2 separate regions of the Homo sapiens genome follow, and region 2 is linked to region 1. Evidence: chromatin loops called from intact Hi-C (ENCODE). Cell type or tissue: heart right ventricle. All regions are shown on one strand. Each heading gives the region's core, and the rest is flanking DNA. Links, peaks and the distances in the headings are about the cores only. Region 1 has its middle 21 kb from the start of RGS21. Region 2 overlaps LINC02770 (long intergenic non-protein coding RNA 2770).

What was found. Peaks named below come from ENCODE experiments on the same cell type or tissue, not always from the same donor. Only the 100,000 strongest peaks of a DNase experiment are listed, where the experiment ranks them.
Region 2: a loop joins it to region 1, with 3 times the contacts of the local background. A loop is called at or near these places in 3 of 110 quality-filtered maps.

What each region holds. Positions count from the first base shown.
Region 1 is chr1:192,292,849-192,298,248 of GRCh38, reverse strand. No RefSeq gene overlaps it. Among named protein-coding and RNA genes, the nearest start is that of RGS21, 21 kb to the left of the region's middle. In heart right ventricle, for the core only: no CTCF peak of the experiment used is centred there; no DNase peak of the experiment used is centred there.
Region 2 is chr1:191,990,951-191,996,350 of GRCh38, reverse strand. All of the region lies in intron 9 of LINC02770 (long intergenic non-protein coding RNA 2770), which reads right to left. Among named protein-coding and RNA genes, the nearest start is that of RGS18, 160 kb to the left of the region's middle. In heart right ventricle, for the core only: a CTCF peak has its summit at 2,611; no DNase peak of the experiment used is centred there.

The DNA of each region.
Region 1 (5,400 bases), core at 317-5,316:
AAAATGTATAGTATTATTGTTTGCTGTTATATATACTTAGAATATAGTTATACATGAAAATTCTGGCATTTTTTTTCTGGTATGACCTTTAATATGCTCAATTTCAGAATCTCACTCTTTGTTTACTGATGACTACTGAAGGTGTGACTGAATGATATTAATTCCCAAATCCCACCCTACAAACTAGCTGTTTGATGAGGTATCTTTATTATCATAAAACAAAAAGTAATAGGAGTGCAAAAAAGCAAATCAAAGACCAAAAATTCCATGTGGTATAACATACAGCTGCCATTTAACTGAAAAATCCCAAAATACAGATGCTAATTGGACTCTATATGAATTATTAAAATAAAGGTAATGAATATTCAGATATGTTGCAATCAGTAGTTCAGTAAACTATTGTTGAGAGAACTTCTAAATCCTAAATGAGTAAAAACATAGAAGCTTAAAATTATGTCAAAACATTCCAAAATTCTTTTCTATCTCACTACTAACTCTACAAATAATTTAATACGTTTGTATATTTCTTCATGTTTGTGTATGAGTGTGTGTGTGTGTGTTTTGTTCTGAGGTATTTTGTTCTGCGGTAAATCTCTAGTCAAAAAATAAATGACATAAATTACGTGTAATTTATTACACTAGACTCAGATTTTGTATACTCTTATTGTTTTATAGACTTTCATAGCCAAAGAAATATTTATCTCCTCACATGGTATCTCTAGGCATTGTGATTAATAGTCTAGAAATCAAACAGCGTAGGTATATAGCAAGGCCTATACTAGGGTAAAGGGAGTGAGGTGCTCTCAGATATAAATGTGCACATTAAGCCCCTCAGTAATCAAGATAGATAATGTTTAAATGTGATATTTAAAAAATTAAAATTAGTGCAAAAATCAATGATGAATAAAATTTCACATCTTATGTAAAAACAGGATGAGAATGACTAAATTTTACTTTTGTTTCAGGCTGTATCATGGCTCAGCACAGCAACATTGTACAGATATTTTCTAATGTCTAAGGCTATACATTATAATATTATCTTTTCAAAATTGGTTCCAAGGTCAATACTCAGAGAGAGTACACATTTATTCTCTAAACTGATATTACTAGCAAACTAATGCAGGAACAGAAAACCAAAGATTTTATGTTTTCACTTATAAGTGGGAGCTAAATGATGAGAACACATGGACACAGAGGGGAACAACAGACACTGGGCCTACTTGAAGATAGAGGATGGGAGGAGGGAGAGGATCAGAAAATAACTATTGGGTGCTAGGATTAATACCTGGGTGACAAAATAATCTGTACAACAAATCTCCATGACATGAGTTTACCTATATAACAAATCTGTTCATCTATCCCTGAACCTAAAATTTAAATAAATAAATAAAAATTATATACAGACGTATAATAGTATCTTTGGTATCTTGGTGAGTTTTGTATGTGAAATGGGGTCAGTAAGAGAAGCTTTCCAATCAGCTAAGCTGCATATTTTTCACCACTGGAAGTAACAATAATATATATATATATATATATATATATATATACACACACACACACACACACACACACATATACACACACACATATATATATATGCACTGTTGATGGAGCCCAAATTATTTTTTATGACTTAAAACATAACATATATTTTGAAATAAATATAATTTTAGAAATATGTTTTTTGTACAAACATAACAATCAAGAGATTTTTCTAATGTATAGGTATAAAAATGATAGGAAAATATTGGTACCACACAAAGAATGTGGACCTAATAGTCAAAGATATGTATGTACTCATAATGATAATTAAAAAAATATAGTTGATTCTCAGTTGGCCTTTATTTGGCTCAAGTTTGGAAATGAATATCAATAATTTATGTTTTGTATCATTCCATGAAATGTCATCATCAAAATATCAGAATTCCCCCACCAATTATTATTTAGTAATTATATTTACATAGGTCATTTTTTTTTCTCAGGAATTCAGGTATGAGTTTGCTTTCTGCCACATGAGAGAAATTTGAAGAAGAAATGCAGCTTAGCTACAAGCAGTGAAGGGGGTGATATGGAATCTGAATTTGGAGTCACAGAAATCTGGGTGTGAAGAAAACTTTCTAGTTGTGTGAATAGAAAAGTTTCTTACATTGTGTAAGGTTGATATCAGGTTTTACATCTTTATTTTCTCTAAATTAATTTATATTTACTAATATGTACCTCAATCCACTAGGCTATTAAACAGTTTAATATCATTCATATTTAAGTTCTGTCAACATATTCCTACATTCACCACTAGTGGAGGTAATCAGGAGGCCTTAAATAACATCACTGGACGAAAGGCTAAATCCTCCAATAATTTGAATATTAATAAATTTAGGATCTTACACAAGAAAACAATAGGTTGGTAGTTTGACATTCTGTAGAATATTGACCTTAAAGAATATTTGCTGTGGTGATGAGAGGTGAGGGTTAGAGTAAAAGGAAAGGAGGGTATTATGAGATGGCGGTGGTGGCAGCAGGAAATGGGTAAGCTACAGACTATCTTAACAGTAAAAAAAGATATATTAAAATTAAAATTTTAAGTAAAGAGAAACCACTGTTTGAAAGATACCACTAAAGGGTTTTCACAAAGACCAAAATTGGCAGCATGCTATATTATTTGATTTTTGTTTTCCACTTGGCCATGAGCGGAAAAAGGAGAAAAAAAAATTCTATGACAAGTTGTGCAGAAGTTGAAGGTTTCTTATTGTAGAAAGAAACCAAAGTCTAACTTAAAGTTGTTTTTTAATGTGCAATTGTGTCATTTTGTCATTTTACTTTGCGCAATGTAAAATGCTATACTAAAGCCTATTGCTGTTTTATTGTCTAATTAGCAGGTTATAACGAAGCTTATTGGAGAACCAAACTATTCAGTAATTGATTATCGGAAGATACACGCAATTAATTGAAAAGTCTTTTCTGTTTGTTCCCTACCCTGACCCTGGAAAAGTATTTCCTGTCTCAAAATTTTATTAAGAAGTATGTGACATTTCTATAGATGTTGAGATCAGGAAATATTCATTACATATACTTAACTACTTTAATCATTTTAAAACCATTTTCTTATGGTCAAGTATGCAGAATTGGATTATAAAGGCAAGATTTCGGCCTTACCCGTATCTTACGGTGATTTCCTTGAATTTCAGTTAGGAGGCATAAATATTTCAAGTCCTTTCAATAAAGAAGCAGCAAAAGAATCAACTATGATAGACAAGATTCTAAAACAAAATCTGACCGTACTACTTTTAACTTAGAATCTTTTAGTGGGTTTTCATTTTCCAGGAGACAATGCCTGTATCTTTTTTCTGGTCCGCTGTGACCAATCTTCAATTTCTTCCTCTTGCAACTTACTCTCCCATTGTGCTCCTTCTCCCACCTAATACACGAATTGTAATGACCTACTTATTCATGACAATCTGTTTCCTTGTACATTTTGGTATGGCTCTGTGTGAGAATCCTAAAAAGTCTGGCTTGAATTTGCACACATTGAGAGAAAATTTGCATTTGTGTCTGTCAGAGATTCTAGGGTCTAGTGAATCAATTTGACAGTGTACATTTGAACTGCTGACCCTTGGTAGGTTAGACCTGTGGCTCAAATCCTCAGGAACTTTTTCCACTCACACTATTTTATTTATTTTTTTCCTGCATCAGTGTCTTTTCTAGCCCACCCTTTCACTGAGTGAGGAGACTTCAATTGTCTCATATTTATTTAGAGATCTAATTTCTATTTCACACCAAAATCTTTGTCTCCTGTTATTGAACTGACCTTAAAATAATTAGCCTCCTGTGGCTGGGTGCAGTGGCTCACGCCTGTAACCCCAGCATTTTGGGAGGCTGAGGCAGGCAGATCACTTGAAGTCAGGAGTTCGAGACCAGCCTGTCCAACATGAAGAAACTCCGTCTCCACTAAAAATACAAAATTATCCGGGCGTGGTGGTGGTGCATGCCTGTAATCCCAGGTACTCGGGAGGCTGAGGCAGGAGAATCACTTGAACTCGGGAGGCAGAGGTTGTAGTGAGCGGACATCACGCCATTGCACTTCAGCCTGGGCAACAAGAGTGAAAATCCATCCCTCCCCCTGCCAAAAAAAAAAAAAAAAAAAAAAAATTAGCCGCCCAGTTTCCAAGATTGGCAAAGCTTCATGTACCTTGGAGTTCTCACCTGCCCATCTTTTTTTCCAAGCTCAGTTATTCATTGAAAAGAATATTTGTTATATTTGGCCAGAAGCTATGTGTCTTCAAAAAAGCAATTTTGTCATTTTTGTCTTCAGAATATATTGTCTGGCATATTTCCAAGATTGAAAACCACAAACTTATACAAGAGAATTAAAGGTGAATAACTCTTCTTCCAGCAATTCAATATATTCTAGATTGACGCCACTTTTATATGTAAAAAATGTTTAGTGCATGTTACTTAAAAGTGTTTTGTAAAAAAACTTGAATTTGTGATGCTCTAGTTCAGCCCTGTCCAGTAGAATTTTCTACAATGATAAAAATGCTCTATATATCTATGCCGTTCAATATGGTAACCATTTGCCATATGTGACTATTGAGTATTTGAAATGTGGCTAGCATGCCTCAATTTTTAAAGCTCAATTAATTTCAATTTCAATAGTTACATGTGGCTGCTGCTACTGTATTGGACAGGGCAGTGGGTGAGAGAAATGGTTTTAATTTTACCGTATGTAGCAGAGTAAGAAAAAAAAAGCAGGCCGGGCGCGGTGGCTCAAGCCTGTAATCCCAGCACTTTGGGAGGCCGAGGCGGGTGGATCACGAGGTCAGGAGATCGAGACCATCCTGGCTAACAAGGTGAAACCCCATCTCTACTACAAATCCAAAAAAATTAGCCGGGCGTGGTGGCGGGCGTCTGTAGTCCCAGCTACTCAGGAGGCTGAGGCAGGAGAATGGCGTGAACCCGGCCGGCGGAGCTTGCAGTGAGACGAGATCGCGCCACTGCACGCCAGCCTGGGCTACAGAGCGAGACTCCGTCTCAAAAAAAAAAAAAAAAAAAAAAGGAAAAAAACCGGAATGAAAACACTAGAACTATGGAGCTGTAGTGGGGTGAGAAGATTTAAATAAACTGGCACAATTGGTAAAATGAAAAATTGACAACAGAGCTGCTTCCAGTGGTTTTCAAAGGTTAATGTGGTCTGAAACCTAAGTGTCCATCAACAGATGAATGGATAAAGAAAATGTGGCACTAATGCACAATGGAGTACTCTTCAGCCATAAAAAAGAGATTCTTTCATTTGCAACAACATGGACAGAACTGGGGGTCATTATGTTAAGTGAAATCAGCCAGGTTCAGAAAGACAAACGTTACATGTTCCGGCTTACTTGTGGGGTCTAAAAATCAAGACAA
Region 2 (5,400 bases), core at 189-5,188, 300 kb after region 1:
TCAGTTAAAGCTCCCAGACCTCAGTTTTTTGTTGCTGTTGTTTGTTTTTGTTTGTTTGTTTGTTTTTACTTTACTTAGTCAATAACTTCCATGAAAAAAATCTGGTCACAATAATACATCCCTGAGAAATCAAACTAATTATTTTCAAATAATATGAAAAGGGAATTAGCCTGATAATTTGATGGCCATACAGAAACTTCACTTTCTTTTCTACCTTAACTCTCTCTTTTCTGGAACACAATAATATTCTCACTTATAATTTAGGAAGTTGTATTCTCTCAATGTAATGAAAAGATGGAAAGCTAGTTAAGTTAGAGAAATACAATTACATATATACTTCTAAACTTCAATTTACTTGTAAACATTTCATTATTATATATAGTATATTAAACAAGATAAAGAGAAAAATGTGATTATCAATACCTACTGTTTTATGTATTTGATATCCATTGTATGTAAACATTAAGAGCAAAACAAAAGCAAAGCAAATGCAGGGCATATATTACCTATTTTAACTGTGAAGGAATTGATGCTTAGAAAATTAATTTGTCCAAAATCATACAATTAGTGATATACTTCCAGTGTGTTTTAATTTAAGACAATAGAAGGATTTTTCAGAACAACTTTACTTATTTTTAAGGAAGTATTTCCTTGATCTTTCCAAGTAAATAGCAATTGACAAAGCCATTTTGGAATATAACATATTTGAATTTTCAAAAGAAAAAAAACCTAAATTAAGTATTTCTAATGAGAGAACTTCGGATTTAATTCGTGTTTAAAAATAAAAATTAACAAAATATAGTTCCTACTTGGAAAAATAAATATATTTACCCAGGAAAGTGAACTTATATTTTCATTTTTCTTCATATCAACGTGTCCTAAGAAATTAAGCCACTTGCTACACATTATATGTCTTCAACATTAAAAAATTAGAACCATTCATGTTCTAGAAGTAGCAATATTATATTCTATTATTAAATTATTGTAAACAGCTCCCTAGTTTATAAGGGCTTAATCACCAATGCAACAGATATTTGAAGAGCTACATTGCCAGATTTACTTTATAATTTTAATTAACTGCTTTTTTGCCTTTCTAATTAAATTTGCTCTTGTTATTTTTGATGTTTTAGCATTGGTAGAGAACAAACTTTGCTGGCAAGACTCAGGAATATTTTCAACAGTAATGATCATTTTCAATATGAAAGAACAAGAAAAGAAGAAACAGAGTGTTCTAAATACTAAGACTATGTTAAACAAATTTGGGGTATTTTAAAAAATTATGTCCAGGTTATAAAAATAAATCTTGGAAAGCAGTTATCAACATTTGCCACCTAAGTATGTCAGTTTTATTTCATATTTTTAGCAAGATTATATGCCATGAAATTTAAGTAGTTCAATGTGGTATTTGATTAAAATGTGATTTCATAAGGAAACTTTGTATATGGGTCAACTATTGATCATTGTTATAAATGGACTCATGATTTAAAAAAAGTTAAGATGCTAATTACTGAGAACATAAATTTATGTAATTTTCTATTTCCTTTTCCTAAAAAACCAGTGTTCTTCAGCTATTTAACCAGTTGTATCCCTTTTGTTCATGTCAAAATTCTCTATCTTTTTCAAAATAAAATTCATTATTTTTCTTTTAATATTTTCTACCTATTATCACCATAAAGATCACTATTCAATACATTATAGCTGTTTTAATGTTTGTTTAGTAGCTTTGTCTAATACCTTCTTGATCGAGAATTATTTGAATTATTCTATATAGGTTGCTGAAGGCATTTAATTTAGTGAGTAATTTTCTAAAGTCAAATTTACTTCCTTCTCAGCCCGATCAGCTTCTATATGTATTCTAACAACTTGGGACTTAAACTCATACTCACAAGTTATTTTTCTTATGTTGGAGAATCATCATTTACACAAATTTGGTTTTCTTTTAATTCTATCAATGAACATACAAATCCTTTGTTACACTAAATAGCTATCATAGAAAGATTAATGTTTGACATAGGTTAAAATTAATCATTGTCCCTTTCATTCCCAACAGAAATGACCTTTTCCCATGTACCACTTTCCCAGTTACTTAGGTGGTAACTAGAGACTATTTTTCAGGAACTTCTGAATTTCACTTGTTTTATGGACATAAACATATCCCAGATATTATAGAATAAATCTTTACAGACGTAGGCTTCCAGGCGCCATTATGTGACACTGCTATCTATCCCCACGCTCCCAATGAAGCTGACATTGTGTTGTTTCTTTTTATGTCCAATTCCAGCCAGTTGTGGCACAAGAAAGATACATTCTTTTTTTTTTTATTCTGGGTATTAGAGCAATTAGAGAACAATGATAAAAGCCACACTGCCCAGTAATGTCCTGCAATTATTTAAGATTACTACCATTTTCCAACAAACTCTTTCCATAGCGAATATGCAAATATGAACAATCATTCTTGAGTGAGGGCACAAGCCCTCTGGTAGCATTACTGGTGGGTATAGTTCTTTATTAGTGTCAGTATTCAATTTCTCTATTCATTTGACACTGTTGTCTCTCCAGGCTTCTTTCCAGTTACAGCTTCTTTCCTGGAAGATAGCTCTCTCTAGTGTCCCTTTTTGGGTTAACAAGTATTGTGCTTCATGATGGCGAGTTTCTAGGTTGTCCTGATTTATTAGCCATAGATGAACTCCTATCACTTTTACAGTCTGTTTACCAAAGTGGAGCTAGTGCTTACCATGCCACTACCTGTATTGTTCCCATTGCACATTGATGAAACATGGGCAGTTTGGGAAAATGGTCTGAACCTCCAAGTATCAGTGTTCCTTGAGACTGCCAATTGATACATTAAACCCTCAAATGTAGTTCCATCTGAGTGTAGCATAACACTTCCCAGAGAATAAGTTGGTGTACCTTTGGATGGGAGCTGTCTGTAATAACAGGCATCAAATATCAGTGAACCAGAGTGGCTGTTTTGCCTATCATACTGCTTAGAACACACAGTGGTCCATGTGCAAAGGACACCTTCATTGGCCCTATGTGAGTACAGTGAACTTCTCCCTTTAATATATTCTTTTTCTTTTTTTAAAAAAAGGCAAAGCAAATTTTTTTTTATTTCAGTTGTAGGCATTAATTATTTAATAGACATAGTATTACTTAATCTTTAGAGCAACTTGTTTAATCCTTATAAAAATAGTAGGTACTATTTCTATCCCAACTTAATAAATAAACTTGGCCTGGATAACCAGGCCCATCAAAACCTATGACCAATATTATCTTAATTCCAAAGTCATTTATTTATGTATTCATTCATAATGGATATACATATTTTGGAAGTATCTGTGATAACAATACATTCATAAAATACATGAAGATCAAATAAGAGTAATCGGGCTATCAATCACCTTAAATATGTATCTTTTCTTCTTGCTAGAAACATTTGAATTACTTCCTTCTAGCTATTTTTAAATGTACTATTGTAAATTATAGACACCCTGCTGATCTATTGAACAGTGGATCATATTTCTTCTACCTAACTGAATATTTGTACCCAATAATCCCTTCATTCTCTTCTCCCCTGTACCCTTAAACAGACCCTTAAGCATATAAATATTTATTAGTAAACTTCGCTGTACTATCCTCTTCCCAGTTGTCTTCTGGCATTAGCTAAGGAATAATCAATAACTCAGGCATCAGAATGATATGATGTCCCATGATGGTGGGAGCAGTTTTGATCCAGGAGAACCCTCAAATTGGGGCTCAACCCAGGAGGGTTCTTGGCTTTGACTGACAGAGTAAATTGAAAGCAAAGCAAGTTTATTAGAATAACAGAGTATAGAAAAATGGCTGTTTGATAGACAGAGCAGGGCTACCCTCTAGGCAGAGTAACACCTGTGGATTGCTGACCAGCTATATTTATAGCTACTCCTTAATTATATGCTAAGTAAGAAATGAGTTATTCACAAAGTTTCTAGAAAAGGGATGGGGAGTTCCTGGAACTAAGGGCTCCTCTCATTTAAAACCATAAAAGGTAACTTCCAGGCATTACCATGGCATTTATAAACTGTCATGGCACTGTTGGGAGTGTATTTTAGCATGGAAATGCATTATAATTAGCATATCATGAGCAATGAGAGCAATGAGAGATTGCTTTCATCACCATGATCATTTATTTTTAATTTTGGGGGGTACATAGTAGGTCTATATATTTATGGGGTACATGAGATTTTTTCATACAGGAATGCAATGTGAAATAAGCACATCATGAGGAACGGGGTATTCATCCCTTCAAACTTTGATTCTTTGAGTTACAAACAATCCAATTACCCTCTCTAAATTATTTTAAATATACAATGCAGTTATTATTGCCTTTAGTCACCTTATTGTACTATCAAATGGTAGGTCTTATTCATTCTTTCTAATTTTGTTTTGTAACCATTAACCATCACCATCTCCCTCCCCAACCTCCCGTTACCCTTTCCAGCCTCTGGTAACCATCTTCTACTCTTTATGTCCATGAATTAAATTGTTTTCATTTTTAGAACCCACAAGTAAGTGAAAACTTGTGATGTTTGTCTTTCTGTGCCTGGCCTATTTCACTTAACATAATGATCGTCAATTCCATCTATGTTGTTGAAAATGACTACATCTCATTCTTGTTTATTGCTGAATAGAACTTCATTGTGTAATAGGTACCACATTTTCTTTATCTCTCATCTGTGGATGGACACTTAGGTTGCTTCCAAATCTGAGCTATTATGAACAATGTTGCAACAAACATAGACGTGCAGATATTTCTTTGATATACTGATTTGTTTTCTCTGGGGTATATACATAGCAATGGGATTGCTGGGTCCTATGGCAGCTCAACTTTTAGTTTTTTGAGGAACCTCCAAACTGCTCTCCACGGTGATTGTACTAACTTACATTCCAACCAACAGCCAATGAGGTTCCCTATTCTCTACATCCTCATCTACATTTGTTATTTTTGCCTCTCTTTGGGATATAAGACTTTTTAACTGGGGTGAGATGATATTGCATTGTAGTCTTGATATGCGTTTCTCTAATGATCAATGATGTTGAGCACCTTTTCATATGCCTGTTTGCCATTTGTATGTCTTCTTTTGAGAAATGTCTATTCAAATTATTTGCCTATCTTTAGATTAGATTATTAGATTTGTTTTCCTGTGGAGTTGTTGGAGTTCCTTATATATTTTGGTTATAAGGTTGTCACTTCACTTTGTTGATTGTTTCCTTTGCTGTGCAGATTTTTAACTTGATGTCATCTCAATTGTCCATTTTTGCTTTCGTTGCCTGTGCTTATGAGGATTGCTCAATACATTTTTGCCCAGACCAATGCCCTGGAAATTTTTCCCAATGTTTTCTTGTAACAGTTTCATAGTT